Linked DNA regions of Homo sapiens: region 2 is linked to region 1. Evidence: chromatin loops called from intact Hi-C (ENCODE). Cell type or tissue: PC-9. All regions are shown on one strand. Links, peaks and the distances in the headings refer to the core of each region. The heading gives the core; the rest is flanking DNA.

Region 1 (16,897 bases), core at 7,558-12,557:
CCCAGGTTCAAGCGATTCTCCTGCCACAGCCTCCCTAGTAGCTGAGATTACAGGCACCCGCCACCATGCCCAGCTAATTTTTGTATTTTTAGTAGGGACGGAGTTTCACCACGTTGGCCAGGCTGGTCTCGAACTCTTGACCTCAGGTGATCCTCTCGCCTCTGCCTCCCAAAGTGCTAGGATTACAGATGTGAGCCACTGCACCTGGCCCTGAGGATGAATTCTTCTGAAATCACATCTTCATCTAGCTTCTTCCTTTGTACTCTTCTGCTACTCTTGCCTCTTTAAAGGTTTATCCTGGCTGGGTGCAGTGGCTCACGCCTGTAATCCCAGCACTTTGAGAGGCCGAAACGGGTGGATCATGAGGTCAGGAGATCAAGACCATCCTGGCCAACATGGTGAAACCCTGTCTCTACTAAAATACAAAAAACATTTGGGCGTGGTGGTGCATGCCTGTAGCCCCAGCTACTGGGGAGGCTGAGGCAGGGGAATCACTTGAACCCAGGAGGCGGAGCTTGCAGTGAGCCGAGATCGTGCCACTGCACTCCAGCCTGGTGACAGAGCAAGACTCCATCAAAAAAAAAAAAAAAAAAAAAAAGGTTTATCCTAAGGGCATGCCCTGAATAAATGACTTGCATAAAATTATCTGTCTCAGACACTGATTCTAGAGAACACAGCTTCTAGGGAGCTCAATATAAATGACAGTTATTGCTAGAAATTGTCCCATAAAGCAGACTCTAAAGATTTAATTCTGGAGTTGAATCAGACCCCAGCTTGGTAGTAAGGATGACCCCAAACCTAGTGGTAAGTAGAGTATTTATAGTTTCTTGAATGTTCTAACAGTACAATTGCTAAAGTGTTGGAGATGCCGTAGCTTTTACAGTGTCTTTGGCATTTGAGAGAAGTAGGGGAAATAATAAGATTATGGAACGTGGAATTTGGTGTTAGTTGTTGTGTGCCTTTTGGTTACTCAGGAGAAAAAAAAATGACTAATCATTAATTTAAAACTAAGTGCAAAAGTCAGAGGTTATTTCTGGAAGTCTTTAAAGAGACTTTTCTCACTTGCAGCTTGGGAGCATGTTGAGCCGGTGAACCATAGGCCTTAGTTGTGACAAGAGCAAAACTTCAGAAAAGCCTAAATTCATGCCTAGGTAAGACTCTGGATGCCATAATAAGGCAGATGTGCTTCAGAGAGTGGGAGTTAAGCCATGCAGATTCAGTGGCTTGCCACATATACGATGCTTTTAGGGATCCAGTGGTCTGGTGCATACTCGAACATCCCTTCCAAGGTAAAGGGCAAAGTTATGGCATCTTTTGTATACTACCATTAAAAAAGAAGTAAAACACAGCACATACAACACTTGGGAATACTACAATGAATGATTTAGCAAGTGCTGTGGAAAGTTCCCCGTTTTCAGTGAGGCCCTGAGCAAGAAAGGGCATGTTCAGGCCATATAGCACAAGCTGTCCTACCACATGGCTTATGTGGCCCAACAGATCCTATAGTTGCATAAAAGTTATCTCTAGGAGATAAAGGTTTTGTGTGGAGTCTCTGACAAGCCCCAACAGAAGGGTTTCATAACAGGCTGCTGAGATTGTGGAGCAAGGCCATGCCATCTGCAGCAGAGCATGTGATTTAAAATGCAGTTGCATCAAGACATGAGACAAAAGCTGTTCGCCAAGAACTGGACGCTGGCAGTCCAAGTAATAAACTACAGCAGCCCCAACAGCAATTATTTATAAAATAGAAGTGTTACAGAATGGATCACCCTTAAAATATCCAAAGGGCATATGTAAGCTGGATGAACAAATATTCCAGACTTCTTTGTCACCAGCACAGTCTCACCTGACACCACTCAATCAGCTCACACTTGTAACCTCATGGGAGAATCCTTATGAGCAGCTAATAGAGGAAGAAAACAACACAGGCTTGGTCCATGGATTGTTCATCTCAGTATGTTGGTGTGGACAATGGACTGCTGTTGTAATATAGCCCCACTTGGTAAGTCCTGGAAGACAGTATTCATGGGAAAATACAAACAGGAGGCAGGATTTGGGTTAGTGTTACTTGTAATCCAATTTTGTTGAGTGACAAATGGCTTAAAAGAACGCTATACACATGGTCATTGGTGGATAGCTTGGCCTGAACAAAGCAATGTTTTCATATTAGTGACAAGAAGATCCAAGAAAGAAGCATGTGGATGAACATATGGAAATGGGCAGAAACTAAGAAGAACTCACCATTACGTGTTAACCCTCATCAAGTTAGAGACACAAAGCAACCAAGTGTGGAGAATGGCCCAATAGATAAGAAGAAACTTAGCTAGCTGAAAGGTCTCACGAATGTAGTAGTCATGGCAGCATAGATGGAGACAATATGTGGACGATAAGAATGCGTTCTCCTCTCACCAAAGCTCATATACCCGATGCCATATCCAACCTATCAACCAACACATTTCTGTGCTGAGCTCCTTATATGATAATATTCTTTGACAAAACCAGCCAGACATTTTGGTGGCAAGCTGATAAAACTGGACTGCTCTCATCCTGACAAAAGCAACAATTAATCCTGAGTAGTAGTGACACACATTCCTAGGATGTGTTTGCCTTTTCTACCAGTAGTATTTCTGTCAGCATTATACAGAAAGGCTCACAGAGAGAGATATTGGATAGCATCTCATACAATATCACTTCAGATCAAGAGAACCCCTTTATGGCAAAGGAAGCCTGGTAGTGGGAACATGGCAAAGATATCCCCTGATCCTATGATACATTGAATCAATTAGTGGCAGCTGACCCTATAGAGCATAGGAAAGCCCCTTTTAATGTATAGCTGTAGTACCATCTTGAAGATGATGCCTGTAGATGGAGACACTATACTTCAGAAAGATGTACATTCATCCTAAACCAACAGCCATTACATGGTGCCAGGGTGCCCAGTAGGTAGAGTACATGAGTTCAGTAACCAAAAGACGGAGGAAATAGTAGCCCTACTTCACCGCCACTCCAAGAATTGACTAGGAGATGTTGTATTGCCTGTCTACTCAATTTTAGAGCCTGTGGATCCAGAGGTCCCAGAGAAGATATGCTTTCACTCAGGGACACAAGAGTCTCATAGAACTTAAAGATACAGCTGATACATGATCACTTCTAGTTCTTCAAGTGGACCAACAAGCAAGAAAAGGAATTATTATACTGCCAAGATTGTGTACACTAGGATATTTGAATGTGTAGTGGCGTATTTTAGCCTGATTACCTAAGGAAAAGGGCTGCTGTTACTTAATAGGGGCATGGAGAAATACTTTTCATACCTACGTGAACTGCAGGTTATCTCTTGGTACCCTCATGCCCAAGTTTAATTATAAATTGACAAGTACAGCAATTATTGCCTGGCAAGTGCGTGGTAACTAGGGAATCAAGGCTCTCAGGGATGAGTGTCTGAGACATCCCACCAGACAAGCCACCTAGATGAACTGAAGTCCTAGCTGAGTGTAAAAGGAATCTATAATTGTAGCTGACAGGGATAATGTGTATTATTGACAGCCTTGAGATCAATTGCAGCAAAGAAGGCTGTAATTCATCCTACAAATGCTCCTCTTACAAGTTTTCCTAGAAATTGAGACCAACTCAAATTCTGAAGAAGCTAAGACCAGATAGGAAGAACTTATTGTGAGAAGTGAATGGATTTGAGAAGTGTGAGTGGCAGACTTGGAAGTGGCTCTTGGCACTTCTCCAGATCTCCTTGACTGGGCTGGTACACTCATACCCCTGCAGGTCTTGGCTGATAACTGCTCAAGTTAGCACATTTCACTGTAGGGTTGTCCTCAGCTGATTGAAGCTACCTCACCCAGAAATGCCTGAGAAGTTACACTGTTCTCTCTCCAAAGACTGACAAGTGCAGGGATAAGACAGTGCAGCTCTCTTTTCTCTGGCCAAGAAAATTATCTGATTATAATCTATGTTCTAGAGAGCTAACTAGGGGATTAGATTGAGACTAAACTTCTGAAATCATATTATTGCCTAACTCTACCCATCCTTCATCTTTTCCTGCTCTTCTTGCTTCCTTAAAGACTTCTAAGTGTATTCCTTCTAGAAATCACCTGCACAAGACTCTCTGTCTAATACTCTGCTTCTAGGCTTCTGGGCCTAACTCAATTACATGTGGCAATGGCTGGGTTTCTCTATGGAGAACCACAGTCTCACCTAGTGGTCATTTCCTGTGTATACATTATTCTTCATTTGTGTGTGACATTGGTTTCCTGTCACAATCCTGACTAATGAAGCAGAAGCAAGCAGGGAGTGATGTGATTAGATTCACATTTAGAAAGCTCAATCTGGCAGCAGTGTTGAGGAGACAATGTATGAGAGGCAAGTCTAGTTGCAAAAATATAATTTCATAGATTATGGTAATAGTCTAGAAAATAATTGAAAAGGGCTAGAAGTTTAATGATCATTGGAAATAGCATACATTAGGTAAACTTGTAAGATAGGTCAGCAGTAAAATTGATTTAAGGATTAATATGTCCTAACCTCCTGCAAGAATTGAAACCACATATACTGCCTTAAAAACTCATTAAACAATTATTGTTTTACCACATATGTAAAAAAAATTACTACTACTCCTGCGGAGCTTGTAGTCTTAATAGTGAATAATGACTATCTTGGTAGTTGTTATAAAAGTCAAAAAATAAATATTATACTAGAATTATAAGCAAAAGGGTGTGAAATCAAGAAAAACTATAGGACAATATTTCCAATGAACACTGACACAAAAGTCAGCAGTTAAATATTAGCAAATCAAATTCAACAGCATATCAGAAAGATTATACATCATAATCAAGTGAGATTTATCCCTGGAATAAAAGGTTGGTTTAATATAAACAAATCAGTTGGTGATATATCATATTAACAGACATAAAGTCAAAAAGCCACATGATCATATCTATTGACAAAGAAAAAGTATTTGACAAAGTTTAACATCCTTTCTTGATAAAAACTTCTAACACTTTAGGTATAGAAGGAAAGTTCCTCAATGTAATAAGGGCTATTTATGGAAAACCCACAGCTAACATAAACAATGGGAAGAAACTGACAGCATTTCCTCTGAGATCTGGTATAAGACAAGGATGCCTACTGTATTAGTCCATTTTCATCCTGCTGATGAAAACATACCTGAGACTGGGCAATTTACAAAAGAAAGAGGTTTATTAGACTTACAGTTCCATGCAGCGGGGAGGCCTCACAATCACAGTCATGGCAGAGATGAAAGGAATGTCTCACGTGGTGGCAGACAAGAGCTTGTGCAGGGGAACTCCCATTTTTAAAACCATCAAATCTCATGAGTCTTACTCACTAACATGAGAGGGTAGCACAGGAAAGACCTCCCACCCATGATTCAATTACCTGCTACCAGGTCCATCCCACAACACGTGGGAATCGTGGGAGTTACAAATCAAGATGAGATTTGGGTGGGGACACAACCAAACCATATCATTCTGCCCCTAGCGACTCCTAATCTTGTTCTAACATTTCAAAACCAATCATGCCTTCCCAACAGTCCCCCAACATCTTAACTCATTTCAGCATTAACTCAAAAGTCCAAAATCTCATCTGAGACAAGGCAAGCCCCTTCTGTCTATGAGCCTGTGTAAAATCAAAATCAAGTTAGTTACTTCCTAGATACAATGGGGGTACAGGAATTGGGTAAATATAGCCATTCCAAATGGGAGAAATTGGCCAAAACAAAGGGGTTACAGGCCCCATGCAAGTCGGAAATCCAGCAGGGCAGTCAAATCTTAAAGCTCCAAAATGATTTCCTTTGACTCCAGGTCTCACGACCAGGTCATGCTGATGCAAGAGGTGGGTTCCCATGGTCTTGGGCAGCTCTGCCCTTGTGGCTTTGCAGGGTAGAGCTTTTCCTCCAGCTGCTTTCATGGGCTGGCATGACATTGAGTGTCTGCAGCTTTTCCAGGTACACAGTGCAAGCCGTCAGTGGATCTACCATTATGGGGTCTAGAGGATGATGGCCCTCTTTTCACAGTTCGACTAGGTGGTGCCCCAGTAGGGACTCTATGTGGGGGCTCCAACCCCACATTTCTCTTCCACACTGCCCTAGCAGAGGTTCTCTATAAGGACCCCACCCCTGTAGCAAACTTCTGCCTGGATATCAAGGTGTTTCCATACATCCTCTGAAATCTAGGCAGAGGCTCCCAAATCCCAAGTCTTGACTTCTGTGCACTTGCAGGCTCAACACCAGGTGGAAGCTGCCAAGGTTTGGGAATTGCACCCTCTGAAGTCATGGCCTGAGCTCTATGTTGGCCCCTTTCAGCCATGGCTGGAGCAGCTGGGATGCAGGGTACCAAGTCCCTAGGCTGCACACAGCAGAGGAACCCTGGGCCTGGCCCACTAAACAATTTTTTTCCTCCTAGGCCTCCAGGTCTGTGATGGGAGGGGCTGCCACAAAGGTCTCTCACATGCCCTGGAGATATTTTTTTCCATTGACTTGGTGATTAATATTCGGCTTCTCATTAGTTATGCAAATTTCTATAGCCGGCTTGGATTTCTCCCCGCAGAATGAGATTTTCTTTTCTATTGCATTGTCAGGCTGCAGATTTTCTGAACTTTGATGCTCTGTTTCCCTTTTAAAACTGAATGCATTTAACAGCACTCAAGTCACCTCTTGAATGCTTTGCTGCTTAAAAATTTCTTTCACCGGATACCCCAAATCATCTCTCTCAAGTTCAAAGATCCACAAATCTCTAGGGCAGGGACAAAATGCTGCCAGTCTCTTTGCTAAAACATAACAAGAGTCACCTTTGCTCCAGTTCCCCAAAAGGTCCTTATTTCCATCTGAAACCACCTGAGCCTGGACTTTATTTTCCATATCACTATCAGCATTTTTGGCAAAGCCATTCAAGAAATCTCCAGGAAGTTCCAAACTTTCTCACATCTTCCTGTCTTCTTCTGAGCCCTCCAAACTGTTCCAAACTCTGCCTGTTACACAGTTCCAAAGTCGCTTCCACATTTTCAGGTATCTTTTCAGGAGCACCCCACTCTGCTGGTACCAATTTACTGTATTAGTTCATTTTCATGCTGCTGATAAGGACATACCTGAGACTGGGCAATTTACAAAAGAAAGAGGTTTATTGGACTTACAGTTCCACATGGCTGGGGATGCATCACAATTATGGCAGAAGGTGAAAGGCACATCTCACATGGTGGTAGAATTTGGTAAAGTTGCAAGATATAAAATCAACATACAAAAATCTGTGGGATTTATATATGCAAATAATGACCTAGGTGAAACAGAAAGCAAAAAGACAATCTGATTTACAATAGCATAAAAATTGAAATTCTTAGGAATAAATTTAACCAAAGAGGTGAAAGACCTGTCCCCTGAAAACTATAAGACATTAATGAAAGAAATTGAAAAGGATACAAAGCTATAGTAAACAAAACAGCATGGTACTGGCATAAAAGAGGCATGTCAGCCAGTGGAACAGAAGGGAGAGTCCCAAAATAAATCCAAACATTTACAGTTAACTAATTTTCACCATAGATACCAACATGATGCAATGGGAAAAAGATAGTGTTTTCAATAAATGGTGCTCAGAAAACTGGATTTTCACATGCAAAAGAAATACATTGGACCCTTCCAGCACACACAAAAATTAATTTAGAATGGATTAAAGACTTAAACATAAGAAATGAAGCCATAAAACTCCTGGAAAAAAACATAGGGGAAAAACTCCTTGACATTGGCCTTGGCAATGATTTCTTGAATATCACACCAGAAGTTTAAGCTACAAAAGCAAAAGTAAATAAGTATGACTATATCAAATCAAAAAGCTTTTGCATAGCAAAGAAAACAATCAACAAAATGAAAAGACAACCTACGGATTGGAAAAAATATTTGCAAATCATGTATCAGAGAAAGGGTTAATATAAAAGATTTATAAAGATCTCATCCAACTCAATAGTGAGAAAACTTATAACCCACTTATAACTGGGTAAGGACTGAAATACGTATTTCTCCAAAGATGACATAAAAGTTGCCAACAAGTGTATGAAAAAGAGCTCAACATTACTAATAATCAGGAAAATAGATCATAAGCAACTATAAGATACCACCTCACGCCTGTTAGGATAGCTGGTATCAAAAAGACAAGAGATAAAAAATGTTGATCAGGGTGTGGAAGAAAGGGAAGCCTTGTACACTTTTGGGAATGTAGATTGGTACAGCCATAAAAAAAGTATAGAAGTTCCTAAAGAAATTAAAAATATAGCTACTATATGATCCAGCAATATCTCTTTTGGGTATATACTCAAAGGAGATAAAATCACCACCTCGTAAAGATATCTGCACTCTCATATTCATTGCAGCATTGTTCATACAATACCTAAGATACAGAAACAACCTAGGTGTACATCAGTGGATGAATGGATAAAAAATCTATAGTGTATATATACAAAGAAATATTATTCAGCCTTAAGTACAAAGAGATTCTGCCATTTGCCACGACATATATGAATCTGAAGGGCATTATGCTACGTGAAGTAAGTCAGACACAGAAAGAAAAATATCACATGACTTCACTTATATATGGAATCTTAAAAAAATGGCAGGGGAGTCAAATCAATAAAAAGAGATAGAAAATAAAACAGTGGTTATCAGAGTTCAGGTCTGGGGGAGAAAATGGGAAGATACAGGCCAGAGGATACAAAGTAGCAACGTAGGATGAACAAGTTGAAAGATCTAATGTACAAATAGAGACTACAGTAAATAATAATGTACTGTAGTCAAGATTTTTGCTACATGGGTAGATTGTATCTTCACATGTGATAGGGCGAATAATGAATAAATATGTAAGATGATGGATTTGCTATTTTGTTTCACTGCAGCAATCATTTTACTATATACATGTATCATAACATCATGTTGTATAACTTAAATGTGCACAATACATTTTTTAATGAAATGAAATATAAAAAATATAAAAAATAATTTTGAAAAACGCTTTGAAAGCACGTATGAAGAATAGCCATCATTATAAAACACAGAGCTTCCAAATTTCTGTAACTAAATAACACCTTCAGAGAAATTGCTTATATTACCTAAACATCTCTGAATAACTTCTTAAAATTCCCAGAAAAGCCATATGTGGATTTTTATGCATGCACCTCCAAGAAGCTTTAATTATCTTAATCATATTCACTACTGGTATTAAAAGTACTACAGATAAATTGCTATTAAATATTATTTAAACAGTCATTAATATTTGATAGATTTAATGTGTATATAAACTGTTCTTAATTTTCATATAAGTATTATAGAGTAGTGAATAATGTATATTATATATAATTCATAATTATACATAGTACATACTGTATTACATACTATGTATTCTGTAAATGCATTTGTATAAATGTGAAAATATATTAAATGTTAAAATTATATATGTATGTATACTTTTAGTCGACACTTTTATTTTGGCAAAACATTAAGAATTAAATCACTAAATTTTCCTTGTCTTCCATAAAAAAGTAGCATAAGGAAAGCTGTGGAAATAAAAAAAAAAACTAAGGATTCCAGATAATCATGTGATTAGGTTATAGAATAAAGGAGGATAAATGTCTGGAGAAAGAGTTGCAAAAATTAGGCCAAGCTGTAAAAGGGGGTCTTCTTGCTCATGCTAGGAATTTGGTTGGGATTTAGGGACACATTGAATATTGGCAGAGAAGGGTCAGGTAGCTGTATTTTCACACAGATCGATTCAGAGGAAATAATTCTATTTACCCAGAAGTGTAAATAAATGAATAAGATCAGACTTTTACTTAGAAGAGTATGGGGAAAATAGACAAAATTCAGAGACAGAGGAAGAGTTAAGCTAATACCAATGTTAACACTGAAATTTGTAGATTTAAAGGGTAAAGTAATTTGACTAAAGACACCCCTCTCCACCTAACACACACACAGTGCTGCTAGTGAACTCTGTATTAAGCTACAGTTTAAGTTCCTGGTTCTTGTTGTCTTACCAGCTTTGATAGTAACCAGGGAGATAGCTGGCAAGAGCTTCTAGGGGCAGGCAGGCAGGATTTTGGCTCGGATGGATACTACCAGATAAAAGGTCTTTCACAACCTCTTTGTTCATTTTGTGATATTTCTCAGTTTAGGGACTTTCTCTTCTCCTCTTCATATCACACACCCACTGCACCTCAGGAATTTGACTTCTCCTCCCTTAGTTACACATTCTCTCACTGCACTTATGGAATTTGAGTTACTTCCTATCAGGTTTGAATCACCCTATTTGGCAATCCTGGAATTATTTGAAAATGCTCTCATCTCATCACTATTATTTTTCCTCTGTAAACAAGCCTCGTGTTTTTCCAGAGCCTCTTCTTTCAGTTGTGTTAATCTCATATTTATTTTTTACAGGCCTAGCTCCGTCTCTCTTTATCATAAGCAGCATAATGCTCTCTAGAAAGACTCTTTGATGAGGAAAAGGAATTCTGGTTCTAGTTTTGCCACTGATAGGTGTTCAGCTTTGTTTAAATGCTTTACCTCACTGGGCTTCCAGTTATTCATTCGTGAAATACAGGAAGAGGCTAAAATAAACACACTTTGGCAGCTTTCCTTCCTTCTCATAAAATTCTGACTTTCAGTTTGTCCCAGGTAATCTGCCAGTCTATCCATCTGTCCCCTCCTTTAAACTAACAACTGTATGTTTATTACTGTATTGATTACATTGTATTGAAATAATCTTATTCATTTATTTATGTAATATATATAATATTTATTGAGGTAGTGCTGAGCATATGCCAGGGACTGGACTAAACCCAAATAACAAGACTCTTGTAACCAGTCCTTTTAGGTCTTACAGTGTAAGTGACAATACACATGAACATTCAGAAGTGTGATGGAAGTAGCCAAGGATAGAACTGAAGCGTCCTATGGCACGTAAGACAGAGGGATCTTCCTTAACCAGGAAGGAACTCCCTTAAAGAAGGAATTTACACCGAGACCGAAGGAAAGAAACAGAAAAGAAAGTGTTTTAGCAGAGGGAACCACATGTTAGAATGCCTGGAGGTGAGAGAGAATAAAAATTCAAAAGAAGTTCTGTTTGCTTAGGGAAGGAAAAAAAAACTGAAGGAAAAAGAAGTACCATGTAGAGATGTGGGTGTGTGACCAGATTTTGCTACAGGGAATTTTGAACTGTTTTAAAGTTTTGGTCTCTATTCTATGAACAATAAAAATCCTCCGGCAATTTTAAGCAGGATAGTGACCCAGTCATATTTGCGTTTTAACAGTTTTGATCTAGATTCATAATGATGCTGAAATTAAAATAATAACTAAATTTTATTTTATGCTTACTATAGCCAAAACTGTACATTCTTTATGTAAGTTGTCCTAGTATTCTTTACAACAACTATACTAGTTTCTTAGGGATGTGGCAACAAATTACCACAAACTAGGTGGCTTAAAAGAAATTCATTCTCTCATTTTTCTGGAGCCCAGACGTCTGAGATCAGGATACCAGTAAGGTCATAGGCTTTGTCTGAAGGGGATCTTGGGAAGTATCCTTCCCTGCCTTCTCCTAGCTTGTAGTGGTTACTCACAATCCCTGGTGTTGCTTGGCTTGCAGATCCATCACCCCAGCCTCTGCCTTTCCACATGACATTCTCCCCTGTGTCTCCCATTGCCTTCCCTCTGCCCATGTTTCTGTGTCCAAATTGTTCTCTCCTTATAAGGACATCAGTTATTGTATGGCTCACCCTAATCCAGTATTACCTTATTACTTCCGAAAAGCTCCTATTTCCAAATAAGTTCACACGCCGAGGTTTGGGCGGGGGGACACTTTGGAGAACACTATTATTATTTTGGAGGATACTCTTTATCCTCATGCTGTAACTGTAAGATGTTTGCCTAACTGGAGAGGTGAGTGAGGAAACTGAGGCACTATGAAGTTTAAAAATATGTCCAAGGTCACAAAGCTAATATGTGGCAGAGACGATTGACAGAGAGACCAGCTAGGAAACGATTGCAGAGCCATGATGATGGTGGCAATGGGGATGGCAACGTATAGATGATTCTGATAAATATTTTTAGAGTAGACTCAATAACATTTGTTAATAATTTTGATGTGATGAGAAAGTAGGGAGGAGTCAAGAAAAACTACCAGTTTTTCTGGGTAGACCTCCTATTTATAGTGCTAGAAAACACTGGACAAAAGGATAGTTTTAGAGAGAAAGGAGAAAAATTCAGAGATGCCAGTGCTGAGTTTGAAGTGCCCAAGGAACATATAGTTATAAATGGATATAACGATCTGGCACTCAAAAGAAAGGTCTGTGTTAGACCATCAGAAAATTGTAGCATTCATTCATCATTACTAAATACTTATGAGTGTCTGCCACATGTCAATTATTATCTTAGGTATCAAGGACACAGTTGTGAATAAGATAGGCAAGTTCCTGCCCTCATGGAAATGTCATTCTTGATGGGGGAGACAGATAATAAACAACAAAGATAAATAAGACAATTTCAACTAGGCATGTCTGCTGTGTAGACAATAAAAAGAGGTGATATGAAAGTCAATGATTGGTACAGATTACCTTCTTCAGTTTGGAGGATGAAAGTAGGTTTCTCTGAAGTGGCGACAAGTGAGCTGAGACCTGCATGATATGAGGTGATTTCAGGGATCTAAGTGCACAAAAGCCCAGAAGCAGTGATGATCTTGTAGTTTGTAAGGAACAGAAAAAAAGGTCTGTGGCTGGAGCATAGGGAACCTAGTGGTGGTACAGGGCGAGGAATCGGTAGAAGATGAGACCATGGGCTGGGCGCGGTGGCTCACATCTGTAATCCCAGCATTTTGAGAGGCCAAGGCAGGTGGATCACGAGGTCAGGAGATTGTGACCATCCTGGTTAACAAGGTGAAACCCCGTCTCTACTGAAAATACAAAAAAAAAAAAAAAAAAATTAGCTGGCACGGTGGCACTTGCCTGTAATCCCAGCTACTCGGGCGGCTGAGGCAGGAGAATTGCTTGAATCTGGGAGGCGGAGCTTGCAGTGAGCTGAGATGGTGCCACTACACTCCAGCCTGGCGACAGAGCAAGACTCCGTCTCAAAAAAAAAAAAAAAAAAGAATAAATCAAAAAAAAAAAAAAAAGATGAGACCACAATGTCAAGGAAGACAGCAAGACTGCAATGTGTGTGTGTGTGTGTGTGTGTGTGTGTGGTGTGTGTCTTTGGAAGATTATGTTTCTTACAAAGATATACACACCCACACTGATTTTTGTTTCATTTAAAGCCATGGGAATAGAAGATATTGCTTAGAGAGACTGTGCAGAGTGAAGGAAAGCAAAAGCCTACAACACAGGCCTGCAGTCACTTAAGTCTCATGGATAAATGTGGTCAGACCAGAAGAAAGAAAACAATATGCTTTCATGTCTGTTTATCCCATTAAAATAAAAACTATGCCCCCATTGCCAAGCAAACCTTCTTTTATGAAATTGTGTCAATAAATATTTAAAGAATTCATTTTTTAAGTTTTAAGGTCAGGGGTACATGTGCAGGTCTGTTACACAGGTAAACTTGTGTCATGGGGGTTTGTTGTACAGATTATTTCATCACCCAGGTACTAAGCCTAGTACCCATTAGTTATTTTTCCTGATCCTCTTTCTCTTACCTCCCTCCACCCTCCAAAAGACCCCAGTGTGTGTTGTTTCCCACTATGTGGCCATGTGTTCTCATCATTTAGCTCCCACTTATAAGTGAGAACATGTGATGTCTGGTTTTCTGTTTCTGTGTTAGTTTGCTAAAGATAATGGTCTTTAGCTCCATCCATGTCTCTGCAAAGGACATAATCTCATTCTTTTTCATGGCTGCGTAATATACCAGCGTGTATATGTACCACATTTTCTTTATCCAGTCTGTCATTGATGGGCATTAAGGTTGATGAATCGATATCAGATAGATGAAAGGAAATAGTATGGTAAGACCCTGGTATGGTTTTTGTGTCCCCACCCAAATCCAGTTGTTCAATTGTAATCCCCAGTGTTGGGGGAGGGACCTGGTGGGAGGCGATTGGATCATGGGGATGAATTTCCCCTTGTTGTTCTCATGATAGTGAGTGAGTTCTCATAAGAGCTGGTTGTTTAAACGTGTGTAGAGCTTCCCCCTTCACTCCTTCTCTCCTGCCACCACATGAAGACATGCTTGCTTCCCCTTGGCCCTTCTGCCATGATTGTAAGTTTCCTGAGGCCCCCCAGCCATGCTTCCTGTGCAGCCTGAGGAACTGTCAGTCAAACTTCTTTTCTTTATAAATTACCCAGGCTCAGGTAGGTATTTATAGCAGTGCAAGAACAGACTAATACAGATCCCCATTCATGGTATGTTTCATCAATGGTCATGTCTTTACTTTTCCTGAGTCCACATCATTTTCTGTGTGACTTCACTGTTTTTGTCTATAAAAGGACTATAGTATTGTTTCCCAACCGTTGACTTGCATAGTTTGACCCTGTGACTTGTGTTATCCATTGACATGAGGTGAAAATGATAGTGTGCCAGTTCTACATGCAGGTCACAAGAGGCTTTGCATGTTCCTTTTATACACTTGCACTCCTGCCATTACCATGAGAAGAACATGCCTGAGCTAGACCCAAGGTAAAGAAGGAAAATGAAAGATTTCTCAGCTGTGCTGCCCCAGGCAAGCCTATCCTAGGGTAGAGCCCCAGTCAAACTGCAGGTATATAAGTGAGTTCAGACTGGGTCAGCCTTGATTAACCCATTCAACTCACAAGCATGGTAGCTACAATAATGAAGGATTGGTCTTAAAACCATTGAATTTCGGGTGGTTTGGTACAGAGAAATGACTGATGTACTAATCTTTTGAGGGGATGACCTGACCAAACAAGCTATGGGAAAATGAGGAATAGATGAGCGGACCAGGCACAGGGCAGGGCATGGAGACAAGCATTTAACCATCTCCCTCCCACATCTAAGTACATCTTAATGTCTTATGAAGATTCTAAGAATCCAGTAGAATCCAGTAGAAATATTTTCAAATTTGTATGAAAAAGGAACAGGTTTTTGAGACATGATTCATTTTATTCCCTGCGTAAAGCTCTTCAAATTAGCCCAAAGTCTGGTGTGAAATGATAAAGCTTTTCTACATAAAAGCAGTACTTGAAGTTTAAGAATCATAGTTCATAATGTTATATATATATATATATATATACTTTATTATAGATGTTGGATTGTATTGTTACTTATCATATTAAAGATATTAAAAATGACAATGTTAAAAAGAGTCAATGTGTATTTTGAAAAGCAACTAAGAATTGCTAATTTTGATTTTATAATGTTGAAAAAAGTATTCGATACCAAAATCAAGAGAACATGCAAAGGTCATGAAAAATATCACAGGTAAAGGGAAAGGCCTCTGGAGTCAGGAATGTACAAGGATGAATTTCAGCTCCACCATTTAACTAGCTGTGGCAGCCATGAGAATGCACCTTCCAGACCTACAGGCAGCTTAATTGACTGGGCTCAGGCTACTGGCATTGAAACCTATTACTGTGTTTGGGTTCAGGCCATAACTTCCTTAGGCTTATCTGACCAATGACTGAGTATAGAGGAAATACTAGGCTGACCTGTTCCTGGGAGTTAGGCAAATCTTTTATCATTGAGTTTGGCTCAAGGGTTCACTATGATTTTGCTCAAACTTCTTTAGTCTATAGACAATCTTTCCTCGCAGTCTTCTTCATTCTGGGCCAGACTTGCATTGTGGTCTGTGATATGGTTTGGAGGTGTGTCTCCGCCAAATTTCATGTTGAAATATGACCCCTATGTTTGAGTTGAGGCATAGTGGGAGGTGTTGGGTCTTGTGGGTAAATCACTCATGAATGGCTTGGTGCTCTCCTTGATTAATGAGTGGTAATTGAGTTCGTGGGAAATCCGGTTGTGTAAAAGACTGTGCACTCCCCCCCACCCCCTTGGTCCCTCTCTTGCCATATAGATAAGTCTGTTCATTTTCACCATCCACCTTGATTGGAAGCTTCCTGAGTCCCTCACCAGAAGCACAGGCTGTCACCATGCTTTCTGGACAGGCTGCAGAACCATGAGCCAAAAAACCTCTTTTCTTTATGAATTACTTAGTCTCCGGTGTTCCTTTACAGCAATGCAAAAGGAACTGAAACAGACTGTTTTTTTTTCCCAGCCTTCTCCAGCTCTATTTCTATTTTCTTCAGCATAAGTGCTTCCTTTACTTAAATTTACACATTTAATCCCATCTTGAGAGCTGCTTCTTGAGAACCCAGATTAACACAATAGCCTCTCTGAGTCTCAGTTTTCTCATGTGTAAAATGTAACCTAGTCCATAGGATTGTAGTAATATTTAAACAAACCAGTGAATTTAAAACAAAATTGTACAGTGACTGCCATTTAGTAAACATTGAATTAATAGAACATTTTATTATTGTTGTTGTTATTATTACTTTTTAAGGTTTTTATTTTTTTAAGTCAAAATCATGAAACATATTAGCAGATATTGGGCTGAAGATTATCTGTTGCTGGGGAGAAATAGAGGTAAACAGATGGAAAACAAAATAACCAAGAAACAAACTAGGTAAATAATTAATGCAAATATTGCAGTCAAAAAATCACAAAAACTTAACGTTATTTTATCTATTAGCATTCTAAAAGGAAAGGTAATATTGACTATAGGGCCACTGGGAATTATATTCTCTTTTAATTGTGGAAACATTCAAGAGTATTCAAGTTAAACTGGACCATTTTCTCCCAGATATAAATCAGAATATCAGGGAGAGCTCTAGCAAGTACAGCAAAATGTTTTTCCTGGCTTGAATTATCCCAGTAATTGCATATATTCTGCATTTTGCT
Region 2 (16,897 bases), core at 4,201-9,200, 1.0 Mb before region 1:
GGCACCTGAGTTTGGCTTAACCTCCGGGCATCTCTTTGCATTCAGAGATACCTGAAACCACAAATCATAAATTCTGATGGACACATGCAAAAGAGGCCTCAGAAACACGGTTTTGTTATTCAATGTGGCCACACTCCTCTACCATGAGTTCTCTCCCTGTTATCTCAAGCTTACTTTCTCTTGCTCTGCACTTAGGTTTACCAAATGACCAGGCCTGGGCTATGCCAGAGTGGCTTCCTCCCACATCTTGTGGATTAAGACTGTGAACTTAACAGGAGGGGCAGGCACAGTCTTTCTACAAGCTTTGACATGTTTGTTGCTGCAATTTCACTGAATGGAATGTGTGCAGAGAATAGAGGACAATGAGATTCAGAATCTGAAGTCGCAGAGCATTTTGAATTTGTCAGCGTCCCCCTCAAAAATCATGTATATTCTACCATTTAAGAAGTCCCATGTCTTTTCTCAGTCAGTTATTGCTTCTGTGGAAACTGTTATTGTCATGGCAGCTCCTTTCTTCTTGAAACTGTCTCCCACCTGAACTGTTCTGTTACTGTTCACCTCTTTGATACCTCCTCTCTTTCTCTTTTAATTCTTACCATCAGAATCTTGGTGTGACATCAATATCCGTATTTCCAGCTCTAGCCACTGTTCTGAGTGTCAGACTCACATTTCCAAGTAGGTGTTTCCCATATAGAATTCCTCCAAACACCTTGAATTTCCTATTTTTAAAACCTAATTCACCTTTTTCTTCTCACCCCCTAAAATCTTTTGAACAGTTTAACTAGTTGGGAGTTAATATGAAGGCTGACTGATGTATTACATTCTATTTTTTTTTTTTTGGAAATGGAAATGACTAATCTAATGGAAAACGCCTTTCTTGTAGGAGACAAGGAGAAGGCCTTAGGATCTACTGGGGGAGTCCGGAGGAGCAGTCTCTTCTGTCCCGCTGGAACCCATGGTCCACTGAAGTTCCTTATGCTACTTTCACTGAGCATCCTATGAAATACACCAGTGAGAAATTCCTTGAAATTTGCAAGGTAGGAGGCATCTTGGGTATTACTCTCAGATTAGCTTTGTTGCTGGAGCTATGTGCTTCTAGGGACGTGTACTCCTAAACAAAACAAAATAAAATAAAATAAAATAAAATAAAATAAAATAAAATAAAACCAGCAATTTATATAGACAAAAACGGTAATAGGTTTATAATTTATTTTAGTAAAGAGTCAAACTGTTTTTATATGTAAATATACATTATATTTATATATAACATGCTGCTTTCCGCTTGCTAATTGCATGCATTGCCTACATGGTGTATATACTTTCCCACATATAATCACATTCTAATTATTTTATTCATGGAAGTGTGGAATAGTATAAAGCATAGTTCGATGAGGTTCTATGGTCATGCTCGATTAAGTCACTTGTCTTTCTGAGACTTGGTAGTCTCACGTCTAAAATGAAGATAATGAGCACTGCCTTTCCTCCCAACCTCACTGGACCATTATAAGGTTAAATAGAATGATGTGTGTATAAATACTCCATGAAGTGTAAAGCTATTCACAATTTCTTTGTCTTTAAATTTCATCTCATCAAGCAGATATTAGACTTATTTCTAAAGGGAACAGTTTTCTATTATTCTCTCACCTCCCCCAGGCATCTAAAGCAGAACGGGGGCATTCTAAGTAGTCAAGAAGGAAAACAGCTGGAGCTGAAAATGTAGTGAAAGATCAAACTTTATATTTTCAATAAAACCAAATATACATATGAGTGCGCTTATAGACCTAGAAATTCTTACCTTCTCCGTCCTTTTTATGTTTACTTTTATATTCTGTCATTCATTTCAGAATATTACAATTCTTTATTTGCTATGAATTCAAAACTTGGCAATCTGTATGTAAAGACTTTCTGTGGTTGATGGCATATATTACATTTCTTGCATTAAACATACCTATTCGTGCAAGTGTAAATATATATGTATGTGTGTGAAAATATTTTAACTTGATAGGTCCTGGGGATTTTAAAAAGAATTTGAGGCAACATATATTTGATTACAGGCTAGATGGAGTCTTCATTCCCCCATAATACATAGATGAAATGACCTCGAATCACATTATTCTCCCATGAAAAGTCAATGTTCCTCTCAAGAATTATGCAAATGTCCTCAGGGATTTATAGTGTCACGGTGTCCCTCAGGCTCCAAGCTGTTATTGACACTAAACTAGCTTGGTATATGGATCATGTTGCCACTCTTTATGGGACACTCCTATTTCAAATTTCTCAACCCAAGCCTCAGCATCAGCCCCTAGCCTGACTCTTTACCACTGAAAGCCAACAAAACAAAACAACCAATAAGAACAACCTAACACCTATTTGAAGGCAAGAATATGAGAACAGACTCACCCAGGGCTTCAGGGGGACAGAGTGGGAGTTTGCATCATGCTCTTGCCGTGAACTTCAAATGCAATATCAGACTTCTCTGTTTCTAGAAGTTCTTATTAATAATAACACATTAATGCATTGTTCCATAATCTTCAAACTCTGTTTCAAAAATTATTGTTAACAATGCAGAACACTTTATGTTTCTTTCTTTCTTTGTTTCTTTGTTTCTTTCTTTGTTTCTTTCTTTCTTTCTTTCTTTCTTTCTTTCTTTCTTTCTTTCTTTCTTTCTTTCTTTCTTTCTTTTTTTCTTTCTTTCTTTCTTTCTTTCTTTCTTTCTTAAGACGGAGTCTCGCTCTGTCACCCAGGCTGGAGTGCAGTGGCACAATCTTGGCTCACTGCAAGCTCCGCCTCCCGGGTTCACATCATTCTCCTGCCTCAGCCTCCGGAGTAGCTGGGACTACAGGCGCCCGAAAACATCTGTTAATCCAAGATAAAGAGCTTAATAACCTATTTTCCCAAAGACATTTTCCTGCTTTAAAGGACATCTGGTTCCGACCATTAAAATAATATATATTTTTGAATTAGTAGTAATTGTACTTTATTGTAAATCAAAATAAATACTAACTGCCTTAGTTGGTACATCCATCATTTCCTGGGCCAAGTCTTCTCTTATTCCTCATACCTTGTGCATTAGATGGTTATTCCCTGAATGCCCTTTGCAGGAAGAAGTTCAGCGTGAGGAATTAAAGAACAAGTTTTATAAACTGCAGAGAAATAACACTGTCACATTCTAACATCTGATTGTGCTTTATCTTATTCTGTTATATATAAATACAATCAAATAATGCAAAAATAAAGATGAAAAGTAAAATATCAAAGAGGGTATGGAATATTATTTTCCAAATACCCACAAATGGAATTAATAGACTAGAGCATTGGATTTTGCCCTAGCCTTCCCAGTAGCAAAGGCTGAACAGGAAATTGATGTTCATGTAGCTCTTACTGGATGGAAGTAAGAATAACAGGTGGGAGGCACATGCACACACACGAACATGATAGACGGTGAGTTGGTTGGTTGACTTTTAGCCAATCAAACTACTTCGCGGATCTGTTAAGTGTATTTCCTTTAAGGCTTTTCTCCTTAAATTATTATTCCAAAGCTTTTTCTCTTTTTTTTTTTTTCCTTTAGCAATAGTCTGGCACTTTCATTTGCCAAGCTATTTCTTATTCAAAGGCCACCCAAAGTCCCAGCTCTCTAGGAAAACAAATGATCTCCATCTGGAATGTGAGAGGATGAGTACTTTGATCCAGGTTTTTGTGTCTTATTTTCTCTTTTGTTGTTGGTTTTTATGTCACAATATTATTTATGTTTAGGACATTTTCCAAGATTGGCTTTGATTAAGACCCAGTTATATCAATGTAAAAGAATAAATAAGAAGAAAGATAATTTGGGGGATCTAGAATTTTTTTATGTTAATATTTTGGCAAAAACATGAGATTTTAAAAGGGTTTAATAAACTGGTTTTTCCATCTCTCTGATGAATGAAATAGGAAAAAAGTAGAATATGGGGAAAATGCATAACTAAATCAAAAACTGAAGCAATTTAATTCAGTTTAAGAAAACTATTGTCTCACGGGGAGGGAATAACATAGAGCTGAGTTATGCAGTCAACACTTTTAAATTATTTACAATCTAATGGAACAAATTATTATTTTAAAATACATGAAAATATTCAAACTTATTCTTACCCAGAGTCATTTCTTCTACTGTATCTAGAATCTCTTTATTCAAGAGATTTTCTAACACCAACAAAATGCAGGTATTATGATTGTTGCTGAGGATACCAACAGAAATGAGACAAGGTTCTTGCCTTTGTGGAAGGCAGTGCTTAACAGGGGAGGCAGATAAAAATGCAAATATTTTTAAGAGTTCTAATTAACTGAAACTGAAGTTTGGATCAAGCAAAAAGGAGTAGAGGTACATGAGAGTATGCAGAAGGTTCTTAGATAAAGAGTAATTTGGTTTAACTGGAGTTTAATGTTACATAGTCCCCACTGTAGTTATAATGGCTTAGATAATAGATATAAGAGCCTAAACTAAGTTCGGAGCAGTAGGAAGGGAAAGAAGATGAGGAGATTTTGAGTTATTCAGGAGAGAGAATTAATGAAAGCAAGTAACTGACAGGATATTGAAGATGATGAAGAAGTCAAAGATGACAAGGTTTCAGGATTGGGTAGATGGTGATTCCATTAATTTGATTGAAGAAAACTGGAAAAAGTAGGTTTGGGGACTCAGCTTATGACATGTTGAATTCGAAACATGTTGCATTTCTGTAGAACTTGGGGTAGGGTTGGTTGTCAGGCAGTTAGAAATTTAGGTCTGAAGCTCAGTACAGAAAGCTGAACTGGTGATATAGGTTTGAGATTACACAACATTGGGCCAAAGCTGAGTAGTCATGGGGCTGGTGGGTCAGGAAGGTACCCAAAGAAAGAGCATTAATGGATATAATTACGTTCAAGTTAAAGTTTACGCTATGTCTAAGTCTGTTAACATTTATTGATAAAATTGCTGTAAAGTTTATACAATGCTATGTCAAAATATACTATTCCCATCTCACTAACTCTATACCACTTCCACATCTGGCAGATATGGTGGTCAAATGGCCTTTTCCCAGACAGTCTTGCTTATCTCCCTGCTTCACCAAACTTTTCCAATCTGTTCACATACATAGTTTGTGTTACTCATATAAAACAATGTGAAAGTATAAAATAAAATAGTAGCTTTTTGGCACTGCTTTTAATATTATGAGACATAAAAATATCTAGTATACTATTATATAGTTATACTTTATATCTATTGATTACAATTTGAATACTATTTTCATGTAATTCAACTAATAAAACCCCTGTAAGATAAGGATAGGTGTCTTTGTTTTAAAAATGAGAACACTTGAGCCATGTGTGGTGGTGGCCTATGCCTGTAGTCCCAGTGACTCAGGAGGCTAAGGTGGGAGGATTGCTTGAGGCCAGAAGTTCAAGACCAGCCTAGGCAACAGAGTAAGACCATGTCTTTAAAAAAACTTAATAAAATAAATTAATGAGACATGGTGGCATGTACCAGTATTCCCATTCCAGTTACCTATAATCCCAGCTACTTGGAAGGCTAAGGCAGGAGGACTGCTTAAGCCCAGGAGTTCGAGTCTGCAGTGCAAGTCTGCAGTGAGCTGTGATTATACCATTGCATTCCAACCTAGATGACAGAGCAAGATTTTGTCTCTTTAAAAAAAAATGAGGACAGTTATTCAGAGGGATTAAGTGACTGAAATCATATAATAATAGTTCTATGTTATACCCAGTTTCCTAATATTCAAGGAAATGGGTATAAGCCTGAAAGAATTGTGTGTGTGTGTGTGTGTGTGTGTGTGTGTGTGTGTAAGGGGGGGTGAGAAAGAGAGAGACTGTGTGTACATTTGTATTAATTGATGTGATATGGTATAATATTGTATCTCAAAACCTGGCTCAATTATCCTCAATTATTTCATCCACTTTGTATTTGCAACTTATAGCCTTACCTTTTCTTTTTTAACCATCGCTTTGCTGGGTTCCTACAGTATGCAGAGACTACTGCTGGGAAGGATGAGTACTGAACCCAGAACTGATGAATAGCAGTGAACGCATTATGTGTGCCCTACAACCATCATGATCTACAGACCAACCATTTGTACTCTTTTCTTGTATTTCTATCCATCTTTTCAAGGGGATCATGTAAATGAACCAATGTTTTAGCAATTAAATTTAACTTTATACTCTTAGCCCTTTGTTTGCCTTTTACAACAATTCAACAAATATTCATTGAGTACTTACCTGGCAGTGACCATTACATGATGAGCAATATTCTGGATTACCAAGAAGAATAAAACTGATTTTGCCCTACAGATACTTACGGCGTAGGGGGAGGAGGCAGCAAAGACTTTCACAAATTATAATTTAAAGTACTAAGATTGTAAATAGGGGGAGCCCAAAAGTGGGAACAGATAAGTCCAAAAGTTAACAAGTCTGATGACATTTGATATGAAACTCAAGGTATGGGTGATTTAAGCACCAAAGAAGGTGGGAAAAGACATTTTAATTAGAGGAAACATGCTTAAAAGCTGCGAATTACAAAGGTATACAAAATGTTCTCCGATAAAGACTAATTCAGTTTAGCTAAGTTTAAAGTGCACTTGTGTGTGTGTGCACATATGTGCATATGTTCAGAGAGGAGGGTTGGGGGATGGGATAGGATGAGGATGGAAATTGCTATGGGTAGAAACCTCTCTTGTGCAAGAAAAAAGAAGCTACTGCCTCTTCTTATTTGTCTCTATGCACTTGAATTTATAGTCACAGGGGCTCTATGAGGATAATTCCAGGAAAAATGTGCAAAGATGATATATACAGTCTGTCCAGCAGTGTGACTTCTCAAGTGATTTCAAGTACTGGGTATTGGATGGGCGTGCCCTCTATGACAGGAGACTTGGAGACTTCCTTCCATACACAGGGAGGCTGAAACCTGTAGCCTGCAGGCTCAGAAAACCAGCTCAACTGAGGAATGTGGGCCTACAGGCATGAAACCTGGTCTCTTTACCCAGTGTAAACAGGAAGCCAGTGATGGTTGTAATAAGGAAAACTGAGACTCCAGGCAATGAACTGTTGGCAGACAGCACCTAAAGCAAACCTGTGGACCAGGCACTCGGCTGGTAAATAATTGGTGGAAAGTCAAGAATAATACGATGTCCCCCCTGTCCCCACCACGCACACTGCTGCTATACTTTATCCTAACCAACACACAGCCCCTGTGTAACTGGAGTTGTTAAAACCTGACCCTCTGTATTTGGGACTGAAATAAAAGAGAGAGCCAGAGGTGGGTGCATAAAAGCTTTTAGGGAAAAGTATGTGGCTGGTGGCATTCATATCAGATGACACAGCGTTCCTGTCACATAGATTTAGTTCAGGTGCTTGAAATGCTCAAGAGCCAGCTCGGGGACTTGGCCTTTTGTCTGCCTCTCCTTCAATGCACTGCTTGTCACCCTGCTTGTCTCTCTGTAACCATGCCCTCCCCTGGCTTTGAAGGGGCTCCTAGAAATGACTGGAAATGAAGTCCATCTGACTCCAATGAAATGCCAAATTCATTGAGTATGAAATAGTGCCAACTTTTACTTTCTAGCACTTTGATTTTGAGTCTACAGAGGATTCTTAAGGAAAGAAGTTTATGATGAAGCCAGAGGAAGCATTCAGTAATCCAACTGGACAAGATTTACTGATCTATGAAAAGGCATCCTGATAATCCAGACTTTGGATAATCCAGACTTTGTTGCAATAGAATTGTTGAGATGAATTATACTTTGATTTTTAAGAGATCATGGTTTGGTAATGATGATGAGGATGATGTCAGTGATGATTAAGCAGTTATTATTTATTGATTCCTGGCAACAAGCTTCCTTTATGGCCTTTGCAATATAACTCCAAATTTCAGGCTCATCTCATTCTGCTTTCCTAATCCTTTATATAATATGTGAGCACACAAGTGCATGTATGTGCACCCCTCCATTCACAGCGTGTATACAAACACTTTATTTCACTTAATCTTTACAACCACCTGATAAGTTTGATACTATTAATATTCTTATTTTATGGCAAAGGAACTATAAATTTCAGAGAGGTTGGATAACTTGCCCAAAGTCACACAGCTATGTGAGTATCATAGTTCCAACTTAAGACCCCTCTGCCTGATCCTATACTTCCTTTAGTTCAGTGGTTCTCAAGAGAGGGTGATTTTTCCCATGGGGGACATATGACAATGTCCCAGTGTCCCAGTGAGATATTATCGGTTGTCATATCAAATGTATACTTACAAAGGTATATAAAATGTTCTCTGATAAAGACTAATTCAGTTTAGCTAAGTTTAAAGTGCACTTGTATGTGTGTGCATATATCTGCATGTGTTCAGAGAGGAGGGTTGAGGCATGGGATAGGATGAGGATGGAAATTACGATGGGTAGAAACCTCTCTTGTGCAAGGAAAAAGGAGCTACTGCCTCTTCTTATTTGTCTCTACACACTTGAATTTATAGTCACAGGGTCTCTATGAGGATAATTCCAGGAAAAAATATGCAAGGATGATATATACAGTCTGTCCAGCAGCGTGACTTCTCAAGTGATTTCAAGTACTGGGTATTGGACGGGCGTGCCCTCTATTACAGGAGACTTCCTTCTATACACAGGGAGGTATCTGTCTGGTATCTGGTGGGAGGAGGATAGGGAGGCTGCTTAACATCCTAACATGCAGAAGACATTCTCTGCCATAGCAAAAGATTGTCTGGCCTAAAATAGCAATAGTCCCAAGGTGAAGAAACTTTGGTTTAGCTGTACAGACAGCCACATTTGTGACTCTACTTCATAGAAAACCAGATGAAATATTTGAGTGGAGGTATAGGTATAGGAAACACATAAGAGAAAAAAAGGTCAACTTTTCCCTTGAGTTTGTGGGAAGGCATTGTGGAAGATACAGGATTTAAGCTTGGTTTTGAGAGATGTGTTGGAGAGTCGGCACTATAGATCTTTTTGGATTAAATCATTGATTGCCAGAGCTGAAGTTTCCTAGGCAAGTGATTTTCATTTAAAAAGAAGTAAAATCTTACTTGGAACTCAAATATATAAAACTGATCATAAAAATAGAGCAGCTCTGATGTGATTGAAGAGACTAAAATAAGTTACCTGCTTGGCTTTTGGCTTTTTGTTGACATCCTCTCCTCGAAGCCTCAGGTACCTGCTGTCCCAACATTATTCACATAGCACTTCCTTTCTTTTCCAGAGAATTTAGATTTGGATGATAAATTATATGTACCCACCCAATCTGTGAAGAGATCTAGTGTTCTAAAGAACATGGTTTAAAAATTAATGAATGTAATATTTTCTCCCTTTTGCAAATGAGGAACATGAATTCTTCCCTAAATATCAGAATTTTAAAACTAAATTTTCTAAAAATTAGAATTTTATAATTCCTGCTCATAACAGCAATGTTATAAAGAGAGGACTTCAGGAGTTAAGTCAGGAGACCTGAGTCCAAGCCCTTGCTCAATCATTTACTAGTTATTTGGTATTGGGTAGATCCCTGTAACATTTAGATCCTCAGTTTACCTACCAGATCCCCTCTACATTGCCCACAATGCCTAGTATCTTATCCAACAAGAGTTTCCTGAATTTAATTCCTACTCTCTGTCCCATATCCTATCATGTTTAGGCTATTAACTTCACTTTATGAATATCATTCTTGACTTCTGGGTCTGTGATTATTATTATGAAAAATTTATAGACATGGACTTTTTATCTGTATATTTCTTCATGGTCCCAGATTCTATATCCAGTTGCCTATTGAAAATCTCTAAGAGGATTTCTGGTGAGGTAACTCAAACCACGTGTCTGCAACAAAATCCTCCATCCCTGTATCTTACCATTTCCAATCTGTACCTCTCCTAGGCTTTCTCAACTCAATAATAATATCGCTATCTACCCAGTTGCTCAGGCCAAAAACCTGGGTGTCATTTTTTTCCTTCTCATTTCTTCATCCCTAAATTCAATCACACCAACACATTCTTTGGCTTGAACCCCCTGCCCCCCAAATCCCTAATTTAACCAGTTCCGATGGTCTCTACTGCTACACTGTCCAAGCCACCGTCGTATCTTGCCTGGACTCCTGAAGTGAACTCCAAACTCATCTTGTCTTCCTGCTTCCATTCTTAGCCCTAAGAGCATTCTATTTTTGACTCCACACAGTAGCTAGGATTATTATTATTTGTAAAATAACAGCATACAACATTGAACTCCTTCCTAAAATCACATCAATCCAAAGCCCTTAATATGGCCCTGAAGACTCTTCATGCCTAGTGCTTCAACCTCTTTCCTTTGATCACTAGACTTCTGTCTAAAAGGCGTTTTCTGTGTCCCTTGAAGAAGCTAAATTCATGCCTCCCTTACAGCTTTTGCAGGTGCTGTGTTTTCTGCTTGGAATTTCTTCTTCACGTAACTAGCTCTTTTTCATTGTATGGGTCTCAGTTGAAGTTTTACCTCCTCAGAAAGACTTGCCCTGAATACAGTATGTGAAGTAACTCTAACTTTCATTACTTTTTATCCCTTTACCACATTCTATTTTCCTTCTAGAATTTATCACCTTCAAAATTTTTATGAATATTTTTTGTCTGCAATCACGAGAATGTGAGCTCCATGACAGCGGGGTTTTTTTGCCTGTCTGTTCAACTTAAAATGTCCCTGGAACTTGTTGTAGGCGCTTCATCAATATTTCTTAAGTAATTTCAGATGCCCTTTCATCTATTAGTGACAAAGAGAGTCAGTTTACAGTACTAATACCGATGCAAATTATTTGTATACTAACAAAATATTAAAGCAGCTAAAACTAAAATGGTACTTGGTAGACTTATGTGGATGATAAACAAACTGAAAAAATTACATATTATTTCTGACATTAAGAAGCAAAATTGGGCCTGAGGAAAGTTAGTCTTAATGGACTTAAGCACAGTTATTAACTGAATTAACTTAATAGAGATAAATTTAACCATTTATGTTTAAGAAGTAAGAATAACTGCAGCCCCAGGAGAGTAGTCAACTTCTGTGAAGACTGGCTGGGGAGATGAGTATCTCTCAACTTAATCTACAGTAACTAACTTTGTGCCTTCTTTTTTTCTTCTTCAGTTGTCTGGGTTCATGTCTAAGCTTGTTCCAGCTATCCAGAATGCCCACAAGAATTCAACTGGATCTGGAAGAGGAAAGAAACTGATGGTGTTAACTGAACCCATTTTGATTGAGACCTACACAGGGCTGATGTCATTCATTGGAAACCGCAACAAACTTGGCTATTCCCTTGCCCGTGGGAGTATTGGTTTTTGAGAGTCTTTTTGGTACCATAAGCATATCATCCACAGATATGTCACTTTGAAAATTCCAGTTTGACCCACGCTATTTTTGGACTGAAACAATTAATTATTTTTAAATGACGCTTTATGATTTAGAAATTTAGTATTTCCGAAAATTTAAAAGCTTGATTGGACTGATAGATACACACTTTAGACCTCATACAAGAATAATCAAATTTTCTTAAAACTAGAAAATAAATGCTGCTGAGCCTATCAAATACTGTTATCAAATGAGTGCCTGATCATCAACTCAGGAAAGAAGACTCTAAGTCCTGTTGCTTCAGCTCTCTAAATGTAGGCTTTTTTTTTTTTTTTTTTTTAGGTCTTGGTCTTCAGCCCTCTTATCCTGATTTATTCTCTCATTGGGGTCTCACTGTCTCTAGTATTTTAGCTACCACTTGATAAGGATGACTTCCAAATTTATATTCCCATTCCCAATATTTATTCCAAGACTCAGTTTTGCATTTCTGACTGCTAATCATCTATATATCAGTGTCCCAGTGGCCTCTTAATTGAGCATTATCAAAATCCTGTGGTATTTATATGGTCCCAGTTATCCATCCCTGAAGTCTGTCAATTTTGATTTCTCTAAATTCCTTGCCATGACATCCTATATATGATCACATCTCTATACGGCTTAGCATTGTATTCCGATGCCCAGATGTCAAACTTGAAGCTCATTCTCTTATCAAAATTGTTCATGTATTCCTCCTTTCCATTCTTATAGCTGTATTATTAGATCAGGTTTTTAATTCTGCTCAACCAATTATTACCACAGCCTGTTAAATGGAATCCCTACTCCAAGGCTGACTGTTTCAATCTATCCTACACTTGGTTTCTAGCTCATTTACTTATACCATCTTTTGTTCAAATATATATTTTTTAATAACAGACCTTTTTCTTCTAAAGAAATCTTTTGTAGAAGCAGCATATACGAAGCAGATAAAAGTAGGTTCAATGCGGTTGGAGTGAAGATGAGAATGCCACAGGCATCTTTCTTTCTAGGCCTCAGAGGTGCTGCATATGGAATGTCCATGGATCGCAGAGGGTTTTGAAGACCATGTTTTCAAAAACACTGTCTTAACACTCTATTGTCATTGCTCTTTTCCCTCTTATTTCCTCTTTGTCTCTTCCCGACTTAGATCTAATTTTCAACAACCCAGGAAATTATCTCATATGTTTGCATCTCTCAAGTTTCTTTTCTTTTTTCTTTCAGAGTCTTATTTTATCTAAATTTATGTAGAAAAAAAAGCTTTGAATGTTGACTACATAGACATTACTACAATAAGCTTTTTGCCTTTCCCAAGACTCAAAATTGACACATCTTTGTTGATGTTTAAGTTGAAATTCCAGCCAACTTTTTTTTGACTTTTATGTGAAGTTTAAAGTCTTTTCTTTGAAAAGCTTGCTTCCTCAATTTCAAAGATTTGTCCTCTGATATATTTATAAACATCAATTTAATGCAGACATTCAAACCCTAAACCTTGAATAACTCTTATTTTATTTTGTCTTTGTTTACTTCCATTAATTTTTTTTTCTTTCCCTCTCTTCCGCCTTTACAGCACCCACTTTTTCTTCCCCCCATGATGGCAAATATTGTTATAGTCCCCAAGGCAGGGAACTTCTATTCAGACTGTAAAAGGAAATGTTGAAATCCATAGCTGTCCTGTCAACAGTAGTGGAATGAAAAGTCGTTGGATTGTTTTGGCACTGGTTCTGAAGCAGGCATAATTGGCAAATTATTATAATACTGCTGCCCGAAAATCCCCATTTGCCTCAAGATAGTGGCATTTATTGGCAGAAGCCTCTGAAATGTCCAGCACATTCTTTTGAGTTACCATTTAAGGATCAGCCTGACAATCGACTTCTCTCTGCACATTTGCCCCCTTTGTAACCTAAGCCAGACTGTTCCCAAATGACCTTCTAAAGGACACAGTGCACCATCATCAATGGAAACAGTTCAGAAAGGATGACAGGAGGGAGATGTTTCTTAGTTCTGAGAGCCAGTCTGTAACAATGGGATAAGCATTTAATGGAATCAAAGCTGTTTTGCATAAAGAGTGAACTCAGAGACGACAAGAGGGTCTTTATGAATTCCCTTCACATTTTGTAAAAACTGTCATATATAGGCTATCCCCTTAATTGATAAATGGGATCTAGAAAGCGGTATTATGACCAGAGGGTGAGAAGATTTAGGAATTTGGATAGCAGTTCAAGATAAGAAAGAACTTCTTATAGTTATAAATTTTCAATGATGGAATGGGTTGCTTCTTTAAACAGTGAGCCCACCATCACTTGGTATGTTCAAGGAAAGACTAGATAAAGTCGATATTGTGAGAGGAATTGCTGTATGATACCGTTTGGAGAAATGATTGACATAATCTTTTAAGGCCGGTGACCCTATCATTTTCCAAATAATTGTTGCTAGTACTTAGTTAATTAGACCCATTTTTTTCTTAGGAAAGAGTTGGATCAATCATGGGAGACCCTGAAAAATTTCCTTACCTTTCCTAAGGTTTAATTTCCTCTTCTGCGAAATGGAGACAATTATATTACTTTTGCTTATTTCATAAAGATCTTGTGAGGATTCAATGAAATGAGGTTAAATTCTTTTATTAAACAGAAAGTTTTGAGTATTTGCCTAGAGAGTGATGTGACTTTTGCAGCAGAAGGTGGGAAAACATCCAAGGGAACTACATTTCCTCCAGAAATTGTTTCTTCATTACCATCGACCTACTGATTATGGTTTTCTCATTTTACACTTGGTGTTCTTACTTGGGATCTTTGTCCTTAAGCTCAACAGGGAGCCACAACCCAGGGGACCTATGTGTACACTTGGAGTTTTTATCAGACTATCATTTGAACTTACCACTACAGTTTAGCAAATGGCATGATGAGTTTGATTGATAATAGGAGTAGACGCAAGATACATTAAGTAGAGTACAAAGCATTTCATAACCAAAATGTCATGGTTGGAGGTCTTCATTATTCGGTCTTTATCTCATTCAGGAATTTCCACTTGAAAAATCTCTGATAAGCTTTATTTCAGAAACTGCTTGAACAGCTCCACTGACAAATGCCTCACTATCTTCTGATACATCGTAGGCAGTTCTGAGGGTGAGAAAGTTCAAAGCAGATAGATGTTTTAACACAACAGGAGGACTTTTAAACAATCACCAGGACTCACTCCTCGGTGGTCAATTGGGCCTGTTTGGAGGCCTGACCTTTGGTCATCTTAAGGTCATCTAAGGCAGAAAAGAGAAGCTCACTTATAAGTTGGCACTTCTGAATCATTTGCCTTGAGGTCCATTTTTTATTCAGCCTTTGTTTAAACCTTCTTAGGAAGCCAGTTTGTAGAGTTCTGGGGATAAGAAGGCAGAAAAACCATGTCAATTCAGTGCTTTTATTTCACAGAAAATGAAGCAAAGGCCTAGAAACTAGAAAGACATTTCTCAAAAAGAAGATGGTGAACTTTTGGAAATACTGAGATTAGACTACATTTTCCAATTTCTATCCCTAGCCCACTGCTCTTTCCAATATAATATCTGTATTCCATGGGAAAGACATGCCATCTGAATTGATGTATCGTAGTTGTTGAGATAATTTTGAAATGAGAAAACAATAGGGCACAGTCGTTTGGGAAGAATTTCCAGAAATTGCCATCATTTTCTTAAAGGCTAAGGACACTTATAGAGCTCTCCGATTTCCTATCTGATAAAAAAAGCCCAAACAAAGCTGCGGAAGCTGGCAGAGCCAGCAGATATTTTGTAAGGCAGCTTCACCTCTGCTGGCATTTTGTGGGGCAGGAGAGGGGGAGGGCAAAGGTATTAAATTTAGGCTTAAAAGCTCCTCAGAAATTCTTTACACACAAGAGACCAAGTTGGAGAAAAGAAGATGACTTGTGCCAAGGGGAAGAAAGAGAGAGACTAATGCCTGTGGTTTTCAAAGGTTAACAACAACATAAAAAAGCCAAGGTATTTGCACAGGGATGAATGCTCATTGGCTCTTGGCCAACAATTATACAAGGGCTTGTGCCCACATCCTGTAGCTGTGGTTTAGGGACGCTGCTCATGAGTGACTTCTTATGCTTAGTGGCAGGAAACTTTAGTCACTGATGTGTAAACTCACCTTTGGTCTGCACCTCCCACAACGTGCTCCGAAAGCAGTTAGGGGACTAGGCCTCTTGATTTCCTTGTAGATACCAGTTCCCCAGAAGCTAAGGAAAAACTCTGAGGCCTTGGAGTTACTGAGAGTGGACCAATACTTGTCTTATTCTACCTGATTTTGGCAACTGCTTAGGGTTCTTCTGTATCCACAAAAAGGAATTATGATATCCTCTGCTAAACCCTCTCTTTAGCCTCAAAGCCCAAGACCAAAAAAAATGAGCCATATTTCATTGCAGGCCTGCTGCCAATGTGAAATATAAGGAATAAAGTCATGAGACTGCTTCTCAACCTAGACCTTGTATCTCGTGTGCTATTTTATATTCGATTTTAAAAAGCTCTTAGTAAATATCTCAGTCCCCTTTTCAGTGAAGCCAAATGGAATTTGCAAGCCCAGTTTAATTAACTCCTACGTTTTTAAGGTAGATATGACAGATCATGATATATTGTGGATGCGTTGAGATCAAGTGTTCTGAACCACCAACTTGTCTGTCGTGTCCTGCCCATAATGCTTACCCCATGCATCTCAGAAATTCCTTTTCCTTTTTTAATATTGTCTGAGCACTCTTCACGGAATCTGAGATTAGAAAGGATCTTAAAGGTCATGTAGTTTAGCCTCCTTTGGTTGAGGTTGCAGGAATGCCCTCAACCAGAGCATGCACAGCAGATGGAAAATCAGCTTCTGTGTGAACATTCCAAGAGCCCAGAACTCCTTGCTTTCTAAAGCAGTTAATTCCACTACTGAGCAACAGCAACAAGTAGAAGGTTTTTCTGGACATTGCACCCAAACCTCTCTCCTTGGAAATGTATAGATTTGATGCTAGATATTCCTTTGAAGGTATCCCAAATAAATTAATTTCCTAGTTCACATATTCACACTTTCTATAAAGGCAGGTGCTCTCCTAAAAGGTAGTGACAGTAGTTTTATTTTTGTATTTAGAGACAAAACTCCAGTGAGCACAATCATTTTTAAATATGATGCATTATCCAGAGTCCTTATCGAGCTTGTCTCTTCTTTGTAGACTATTCTGTTTGGTAAACACTTCTTTTAAAATATTATATTCAACACTTGTCTTGGCAGTTCATATATAGATTAATCAGTGCAAATTAGAATGGAGTTGTTCTTTATTTGCCACTATACTGTTATTAATAAAATCCAGGTTTCTTCTATCACACTGTTTGTTCACATGAAATGTATGAATAACTTCATACTATAATATAATATATAACTCCTTTCCTGATTGGGTAAATTCATTGAAAGCACAAATGAGACCACTTTAGCATAGATTACTTTTACTGAAATTGTGTTAGTTCTGAGTAATTACTGTTTTCTTTTCTAACTTTTAAATTTATTTTCTAAATTATTTGTTTAACACTTTACCATATAATT

What was found. Peaks named below come from ENCODE experiments on the same cell type or tissue, not always from the same donor. Only the 100,000 strongest peaks of a DNase experiment are listed, where the experiment ranks them.
Region 2: it touches region 1 in a loop (6-fold over the local background); 1 of 110 quality-filtered maps calls a loop at or near these places.

What each region holds. Positions count from the first base shown.
Region 1 is chr3:190,335,134-190,352,030 of GRCh38, forward strand. It overlaps a transcript of CLDN16 not described here. Among named protein-coding and RNA genes, the nearest start is that of CLDN1, 21 kb to the left of the region's middle. In PC-9, for the core only: no CTCF peak of the experiment used is centred there; a DNase peak (open chromatin) is centred at 10,198; H3K4me3 peaks cover 1,862 bases; H3K27ac peaks cover 4,397 bases.
Region 2 is chr3:189,309,503-189,326,399 of GRCh38, forward strand. It overlaps TPRG1 (tumor protein p63 regulated 1), which reads left to right. Exons shown (of 6, transcript NM_198485.4): 5 at 884-1,037; 6 at 11,124-15,802. The coding sequence ends at 11,318. Among named protein-coding and RNA genes, the nearest start is that of TPRG1-AS2, 77 kb to the left of the region's middle. RefSeq lists an enhancer at 14,564-15,763. In PC-9, for the core only: no CTCF peak of the experiment used is centred there; DNase peaks (open chromatin) are centred at 6,959 and 7,349; H3K4me3 peaks cover 1,192 bases; H3K27ac peaks cover 3,039 bases.